Linked DNA regions of Homo sapiens: region 1 is linked to region 2. Evidence: chromatin contacts called from ENCODE Hi-C or POLR2A ChIA-PET data. All regions are on one chromosome and are shown on one strand. Each heading gives the region's core, a stretch centred on a gene start or an enhancer-like site at or near the end of the contact. The rest is flanking DNA. Distances are from core to core; before and after follow the strand shown.

Region 1 (4,459 bases), core at 339-2,838, 42 kb after region 2:
TTACTACTTCAGCCCATATAAGTTTTCCCTTTCCTGTTGTAGTTACCGTCTGACTTTCAATGTGGCACTTAATTATATAATTTCTGATCTTATTTGTTTTTTTAAATTTTTAAAAATTAAAATTTTTTTAGAGACAAGATCTAACTCTATTGCCTAGGCTGGAGTACAGTGGTGTGATCATACCTTACTGCAAGCTTGAACTCCTGGGCTCAAGCAATTCTCCCCCCTCAGTCTCCCTAGTAGCTAGGACTACAGGCATGCACCACCATGCCTGGCAAGTTAACAAAATTTTTTTTTTTGTAGAGATGGGGTCTTAGTATGTTGCCCAGGCTGGTCCCAAACTCCTGGCTTCAGTTGATCCTCCAGCCTCAGCCTCCCAAAGTGCTGGAATTACAGGTGTTAAGTCACTGCACCCAGCCCTGTTATTTCTTAAGTGATTCATATTTATGCCTTATTTCTCCAGTTTTCTTGGAGGGAAAGCATCACCTTCATTTTCTATCTACTTTAGGGGATAACACAGTGCTTTACATATAGTAAGCAATAAAACTACATCTGTGGGATAAACAAATTTATATTCAGGTTCCTATAATGTCAGGTACTCAATCCTTTGTTTAAAGTTAATGCCATGTAAAAATAGGTAATAGGGGTATTATATTTGAATTTCAAGCAATCTTGTGCTTAAGGTTATATTCTGTATTTTCTTTTTATTTTCCTTTTACAATTTAATCTGACAGTGGGGCCAATTTTATAGGTGTAGGAAATCCTTTGTCAAATATAGTCTTCCAGTAAATACATGTTTTAAATAATGCAATGTGGATATGGCTCATTATAGTCTCTAAATAATTACCAGGGCCCTTCAGTAAGGGAAATACTTTTCTGATGGATCATTAGGAATACATTTGTGGCAGACTTTTAAACCATTACTAATCATAGAGATGGTCTTAATTGCTTTCGAAGTGAAGAATTCTTTGAAATGTGAAGAATCACTTGCTAAACTTTCTGATTTGCTAGACTAGGTTTTCCTAAATTGGCCTAGTTTAAAATGGGCATACCTGTGCTTAAAAAGATCCAGAGACCTTCCACCTATCTGCAAATACAAAATTAGCAGTAATAACTGACAATCAGCCTCCTTTCCCTCTGTCAGTTATAGGGACTATTTAAGGCTATATCTTTTTCATGCTCTTGAAGTAATGTGAGGTTTAGATTTGACTCCCTTTAATCTGAAACACTGACTTAGCTCCAAACCACTTAACAGCCTGCCATTTTGCACTGGGAGGGGAAAAACAGCAATGTAATTTACTGTCCACATTTTATAGTTTTCCCTTAAAAAAAAAAAAAACTTGCTTACACAGTTCCTGTATTTGCACAGACTAGAGAGTGAAATGGCTTTTAAATGCAGCCCTGGCTGGGCAATGCCAGGAACCCACAGCAGCTGACAGGCCACTCTAGCTGGGGAAAGGCAGTCAGAGGTAAAGAGCATCTCTGGGAATAAAGGTGTCAGGGAGAGAGTGTGAGGGAAGATGTAGGCGGCACAGGTGGGAAGGACAGAGGGTCATGGCTGGCCTACGCTTCATAACTTACGTGCACATCTAGACACATCTTGATAACGATCCTGTCATCATTTTAGTCAGGCAGAAGCATTTCCTGGGCCCTGACTCATTGCTTGGGAATTTCTTCACCATTACCCTGTCTGAACCCTGGTCTCTTAGAGATCTAGCCAAAAGAACCTCTGGCCTTATATATTATCTCTATTACTGAATGAACAGTGTCTGTCTTGGGTCTTGTCTAGGAAAACGGAATAAGAAGCAGGATTCTTGAAGTCTCACCTTGAGAATCATGCTCCACCCCGCTAGAACTTTACCCTGACTCCTGGTCCCTGTGCCCTACTGCCTCACATTTTTCAACTTCTCCTGCTCCATATTCCCTTCCAGCTCCATCCATTCATGGAGCAGTTACTAAACATCTGATATGGGAACCCACCCACTGGACTAGTAAGGAACCCTGTATTAGTCAGGGTTCTTCAGAGAAACAGAACCAATAGGATTATGTGTGTGTGTGTGTGTGTGTGTGTGTGTGTGTGTATAATATGTGTATGTATGCACATGCCCAGTTAATTTTTAATTGTTCATGTATATATAATTAAACATATATGTATATTAATTTACATATTTATATACATATGCATAGTAAATGTGTATGTAAATACATATATGCATATATTTAACTTAAATATATACACATGTGTGTATATGTATAAAATATATTTTATATATACACACACACATATGTATATATATACACACACCTGTCTTCCTGTGTGTATATATACATATATACATACACCAATGTATACATTTTTACATATGGCTCTTGGTTTACATGTATACATACATGAAGACAAAATCGACAGGATGTATGCGTGTATGTATGTGTATATACGGATGTATATATGTATATATGTGCATGTGTATAACCAGATGTATATGTGTGTATGTGTGTGTATGTGTATATACAGATGTGTATATATATGTATACACATACACACACATCCTGTTGATTCCGTCTTCATGTATGTATACATGTAAACCAAGAGCTGTATGTATATATGTATACATTGGTGTATGTATATATGTATACATACACATGGGAAGACAGGTGTGTATATATACATATATATGTGTGTATGTATATAAAATATGTTTATATTACACATATATACACAAATATATGTGTATTTTAAGAATTTAAGATTTATTTTAAGAAACTGGCTTATGTGATTGTGGAGACTGGAAAGCATGTGTGTATGTATGTGTGTGTGTGTGTGTGTGTGTGTGTCTATGTGTGTGTGTGTGTGTGTGTGTCTATGTGTGTGTGTATGTGCATACATGCACATGCCCCAATAGTGTGTGTGTATCTATCTATCCATCTATCTTTTTTTAATTAAAAAATTTTAAGAGACAGGGTCTTGCTCTGTCACCCAGGCTGGAGTGCAGTGGTGCAATCGTAGCTCACGGTAGCCTTCACTCCTGGGCTCAAGTGGTCCTTCCATCTCAGCCTTCAGAATAACTAGCCCTACAGGTGTGTGCCACTACATCTGGGTAATTAAACTTTTTTTTTTTTTTTTTTTTTTTTTGTAGAGAGGGAGGTCTTGCTGTGTTGCCTAGGCTGGTCTTGAACTCCAGGCCTAAAGCAATCCTCCTGCCTTCACTTCCCAATGCGCTGGGATTACAGGCATGAGCCACCACACCCAGCCTATCTATCTTGATTTGTTTTAAGGATTTGGCTCATGTAGATGCGGAGATTGGCAAATCCAAATTATGCAAGCCAGGCATGATGGTTCACACCTGTAATCTCAGCACTTTGGGTGGGCGATGTGAGAGGATCGCTTGAAGCCAGGAGTTTGAGACTAGCTTGGCCAACAAAGCAAGACCCTGTCTCTACAAAAATAAACCAGGGAAGTGTTGAGGTTGAAGCTTAAGTCTGAAGACAGTCTGGAGACATAATTCTCTCTTCCTTAGGGAAGGTCAGCCTTTATTCTCAGCCTTTATTCTATTAAAGCCCTCAAATGATTGGATGAGGCCCAACAACATTATGAGGGTAATATACTTCACTTAAAGTTTCATGATTTAAATATTAATCTCACTATCCCTAGTCAAGTAATTATTCCTTCCTCTCCATTTCCAAAGCCCTTTGTTTATAACTGCTATGGAACCTACCACAAGGCTCATAACTTGATTTATAGTTGTTTATTTATGTAAGCATCTTCCTAACTAGACATTTATTAATCAAGGACAAGGGCCCATATTATTTTCCTTTGTCAGAGTCACTATCTGTGATGACTGATTTTATGTATTAATTTGGGTAGGCTATAGTACCCACATATTGAAGGGACAGGATTCACAGTATGAGAAATTCTTCAAACACAGAATGCACGTTCACAAGATGCTGGGTGGCCACAAACATGCCTACGTTAGTGAGTGAAGAAGAGGGAGGAATCAAAACTGATTCCAAGTTTTCTCATTTAGCAGCTGGGTGATTGGCGATGTTGTGACCAAGGCAAGGAAAATGGGAGGACTAGATCTGTGGGACAGAAAGACAAAATTGAGTTTTTGTTTTTGAATACGTTGAATTGAAGATATCTGCAGCACATCAGTGTGGAGACAGTTGTACAATAGACAGAAATTTGGGTTCTAGGCTTAAAATAGCAGATAGGACTAGAGATATAAATTTCGTAACCACCCTATAGATGTGGCAATAGACAAGGCTAAACAGGAAGTATGTAACCCTAGGAACATCTGCCCCAGAAGGGCAGGTGGAAGAGGAGGAATGCTCGCCCAAGGACTAAGGAGAACAAGTTGGGGAGGTATAAGGAGAATCCAAAGACTGAGAAATCTACAGTGTCATGGAAATCAAAAGTGCAAAGGAAGAAGGTGGTGAGCAAGAAAGTGAAATGTTACAG
Region 2 (4,008 bases), core at 1,469-3,968:
TAAATAAGAGGAGTAGGAATTAAAAAAAAAAATAAGACATGCAACATGATAGATGAAATTTTTTGTTTCCAACTTTACTTTCAGAGGCCTGGATAGTTAATAAAATCCTATGGAAATTACTTTCCTTGTCTTTTCTTAATAAAATCCAAACATATGCAACACACAATGCATTACTGAAAAAATTAAAAAGTAAACAGAGTTTTCTTTATTTCAGAGTAAGTTCAGCCAAGAAATGAATTTGCTAACAAAAACCACAGTTATCATCATCCAATGGAGGCAAAATATTTACTAAAACTGTAATCCCCATGAACTGAAAATACTACAGAAAAATTGAGCAGTGTTTGCCCCAAGTGACTTTTTATCAGTCTCCACCTGTTTGTTCTTCCTCTAGAATAGTAGAAAAGTTTATTTTGTTATTTTAAAGAAAGAATTTACTCGTATTGTGTCAAGATGAGCACTTAGCAAGTTCAGTTATTTTTTATTTACCTATGGCTAAAAAAATAATCCAGAAGGTAGCGGTGGGGAGGAAAACATATTTACATGATACTTTTGTAAAGGGAAAAAGTTAAAACTTTCTGCACTTGAAAATCACGGAACAATTTTAATAATCTTTCTCTTCCTGGTTGAGGCCAAGTAGAAAGCAATGTGGCAGTGATATTTGTAATTCCTAGAGACTGGACAAAGCTTCCATAGGATCCCTTCCTTGGCCCCTCTCAACCACAAAGAAAAGTGTTTTGTTTGTACCAAAGAACTTAACACAGAATCTTATCAGAAATATCTGCAATTTTTTTTTTCACAACAGATAAAACTGCTTGAAGTATGCTTTTTACAGCTACAAGCAAGATAATAGTCTGTTACTAGGACCTCTACTTCTACTGCATTACTTGATAAAAACAAGTGAATTAGGCTCTCTGTGTCTAATATATTACTTTAATAAAAACAGATTAATGCTATTTTGTGGGAAGTAAAGACTTCAATGCAATTTTAGCCTTCTTTTCATATGAAAAGAAAAGAAGTGCATATTTTTTCCTTCCCTGTTTCTAACACTACAAAATCAGGGTGTCCAACGCTCCCTTTCTCAGAACTTGATGGTACACTTTTTTTGCCAGGATAATCTCATTGATTCCAAGTAGAGGTCAGGCCTTCTGGCATGTTTAAATGTCATATTCTAGGTCATATTTTTGTTAATTTATTTCTAACCACATTAACACGTTTTTCTGCTCCTGAGTCTCAGTAAGATTTCTGATTGGGCCAAAAACCAGTGCTTGAACATTTGAGTTTGACTGTAATTAATCTGAAGCTTTTCCACATTTCTCCAAACTGACCGAATTTAACAAACTCCTTTTCTGCTGTCTTAGTCTGTTCAAGTTGCTGTAACAAATTACCGTAGGCTAGGGGGGTTTAAACTGCAAAAATTTATTTCTCACAGTTCTGGAGGCCGGGAAAGTCCAAGATCTAGGTGCCAGGGGATCCTATTTCTGGTTTCTATGAACCACTTCCTGGTTTACAGATGATCGTCTTCTCTTATCCTCACCTGGTGGGAAGCAGGGAGAGGATGCAAGTCCTTTCATGTCTTTTCTTATAAAGGCACTAATCTTATTCATGAAAGCTTCACCTTCATGACCTAATTATCCCCCAAAGACTCCACCCCCAATACCATCACATGGGAGATGAGGCTTCAATATATAAATTTGGGGGGGACACAACAATCAGTCCGTAGCAAGTTCCATGAATGAATTAATTACATCTTGCGTATCTTCTATGTGCAAAACATGGGCTAAGCTCTGGGGATAAAATGGTGAGTCAAACACTCTCAGACATGGTCATGTCAGTTGCTTTCCATGGAGGGAGGCACACATCAGTCCCATCACATAAACAAAGGTAAAATTGTTGTTCTGTTAAATAGAAAAACAAGCTGCAGAGACAAGAAGCTCAATACAGAGAGAATTTGAACTAACTGGGGCTGTCAAGGAAGGCTTTTCTTTGTGAAGTTACAACTGAGCTGAGATCTAAATAAGAGTTAAGTAGCATAGTGTCCCAGGCAGTGGGAACAGCATGTGTAAAGTTGGACTATCCATCCCTACTCGAGGGGATTCTGCTGTCTCCACAAGTAAAGTTTTATAACATGTGAGAGTCTGAACTTTTCTTGTTCACATTCTAACTAAATCATAGAGGTAGGGTGTGGTGGCTCATGCCTGTATTCCCAGCACTTTGGGAGGCCAAGACAAGTGGATTGCTTAAGCCCCGGAGTTTAAGACTGGCTTGGGCAATATGGTGAGACCCTGTCTCTACAAAAAATAAATTAAAAAATTAGCCAGGCATGGTGGCATGCACCCGTGGTCCCAGCTGCTCAGGGCTTCAGCCTGGGAGGTCAAGGCTACAGTAAACCTTGATTGTGCTACTGTGCTCTAGCCTGGGTGACAGAGTGAGACCCTGTCTTAAATCAATCAGTTAGTCAATCAGAGTGGCTGAAAGTGTAGATTAATCAATAGGGCCTTAAACTGGGTTATGGTGGGACAGTGATTTTGATGTGCTCTGAGACAATGGACTAATAAAGAGGAGAAGGAAATAGACAGGTGAGCTCAGTACGATACTTGGATCTGGAAAACAGAGACTCTGGGCCCTCTTCTTCAGAGAGTCCCCAAATCAAAAATATATAAAACATATAAAAAGGAAATGATTTAAAAACCACAGGCACTCTGTCATGAAGCTTTCACCCTTGTGACTAACACTTAGGCCCCAGGGAAATTCTTTTCCACATCTTTTAACTGGCCTCCTGGAAACAGAAGGCAATTGTACTCGAACTCCATGAAGTATTGTAGATTTATGCTACATCCCAAATGAGAAAAGCAGAATGCTTCAGGGTCCAGGGAGGATTTGGACTGCGAAGCACTTAGGTAAAAGAAAAGATAAATTAATTAACTTGTCAAATCTTTCTTCTGGTAGTATAAATGCAATAAGTATTTACATAATAAAGTTTCATTTCCCACTAGTGCTAAACATCCATTTTCTTGCTTCTCTTCATATAAATCAATTCATGGTCTGGAATTATTCCAGATATGCTTAGTATTTGCAAATGTTATGTATGGTGGCTGAAGACTATTTTGCAATATTAAACAATTCCTCTTACTCTTAAATTTGTATGCATCTGCTGGGCATAGTGGCTCATGCCTATAATTCTAGCAACTCAGGAGACTGAGAAGCAGGAGGATTGCTTGAGGCCAAGAGTTTGAGACCAGCCTGAGCAACATAGTGAGACCCTGTCTCTAAAAAAACCACAAAAATGAAAAAATTAGCTGGGTGTGGTGGCACATGCCTGTAGTCCCAGCTACTTGGAAGCCTGAGGTGAACTATGATCATGCTACTGTACTCCACAGCCTGGATGATGGAATAACACCTTGTCAAAAAACAAAACAAAACTAAAACAACAATTACCTATGTCTTGATATAATATGCTTAAAGTGTGGTATCAACCCTTAATATCAGCAACTAGATGGACATTGATTACTGGAAATGCAAATAGTTTTATTTTTACAAAAATTTGTAATAAAATTTCAAAAATAAAAATAAAGATTTCAGCATTATTAATTTTGCTTTATAATTTGATATTCGTTATAGCTTTTTTACCTATTAATTTTAATAAGTTTGACCTTTTAGATCATTGAAAATGGGGGCCAGTGAAGAAATAGAGAATTGTGGTAGAAATACAGAATTTAAAAGTAGAGTTCAGAAAGAATCAAAGATTGGAAAAAAACAGGAAATATAAAATTTTTAAGAGAGAGAGTTCATTTAAATTAAAAATAACAATGTGGAAACAATGTAAATGAGCCAACTTCTGTTGAGCATGACTGTCATAGAATTTGCAAACAAGAGATCACACAAGTTCTTATTTAATGAAGATTTAACTACTCAAAATAATGGAAATTAACAAGAACATTATTCTCATCAAATCTACAATGTAAACAGGTCAGACCAAAATATCCTTGCAACTTTATATTCTTTATTAAA

The links. A loop is a pair of places that touch in the nucleus more often than their neighbours do. ChIA-PET counts read pairs that join two places held with the same protein, here RNA polymerase II (POLR2A). Pooled maps may share reads with other maps.
Region 1: a map of PC-3 shows a loop between it and region 2 (2.3-fold over the local background). The contact joins two enhancer-like sites. A Hi-C loop is called at or near these places in 4 of 168 maps with a recorded cell type or tissue (IMR-90, PC-3, mammary epithelial cell and 1 more) and 4 of 50 pooled maps. POLR2A ChIA-PET finds 5 or more read pairs at or near these places in 3 of 52 experiments (BJ, HEK293T and Panc1).

Annotation. Positions count from the first base shown.
Region 1 is chr5:96,066,548-96,071,006 of GRCh38, forward strand. The region is part of intron 1 of LOC101929710 (a long non-coding RNA gene); the gene reads left to right. All of the region lies in intron 1 of LOC105379096 (a long non-coding RNA gene), which reads right to left. It also overlaps a transcript of CAST not described here. Among named protein-coding and RNA genes, the nearest start is that of MIR583, 10 kb to the right of the region's middle. Within about 2 kb of position 1,589, at least 6 of the 41 ENCODE cell types and tissues checked have a DNase peak (open chromatin) inside an H3K27ac peak, as active enhancers do; they include PC-3 and mammary epithelial cell, where a contact is called at or near this core.
Region 2 is chr5:96,023,778-96,027,785 of GRCh38, forward strand. The region is part of intron 1 of LOC101929710 (a long non-coding RNA gene); the gene reads left to right. The region is part of intron 2 of LOC105379096 (a long non-coding RNA gene); the gene reads right to left. It also overlaps a transcript of CAST not described here. Among named protein-coding and RNA genes, the nearest start is that of MIR583, 53 kb to the right of the region's middle. Within about 2 kb of position 2,719, at least 2 of the 41 ENCODE cell types and tissues checked have a DNase peak (open chromatin) inside an H3K27ac peak, as active enhancers do; they include PC-3 and mammary epithelial cell, where a contact is called at or near this core.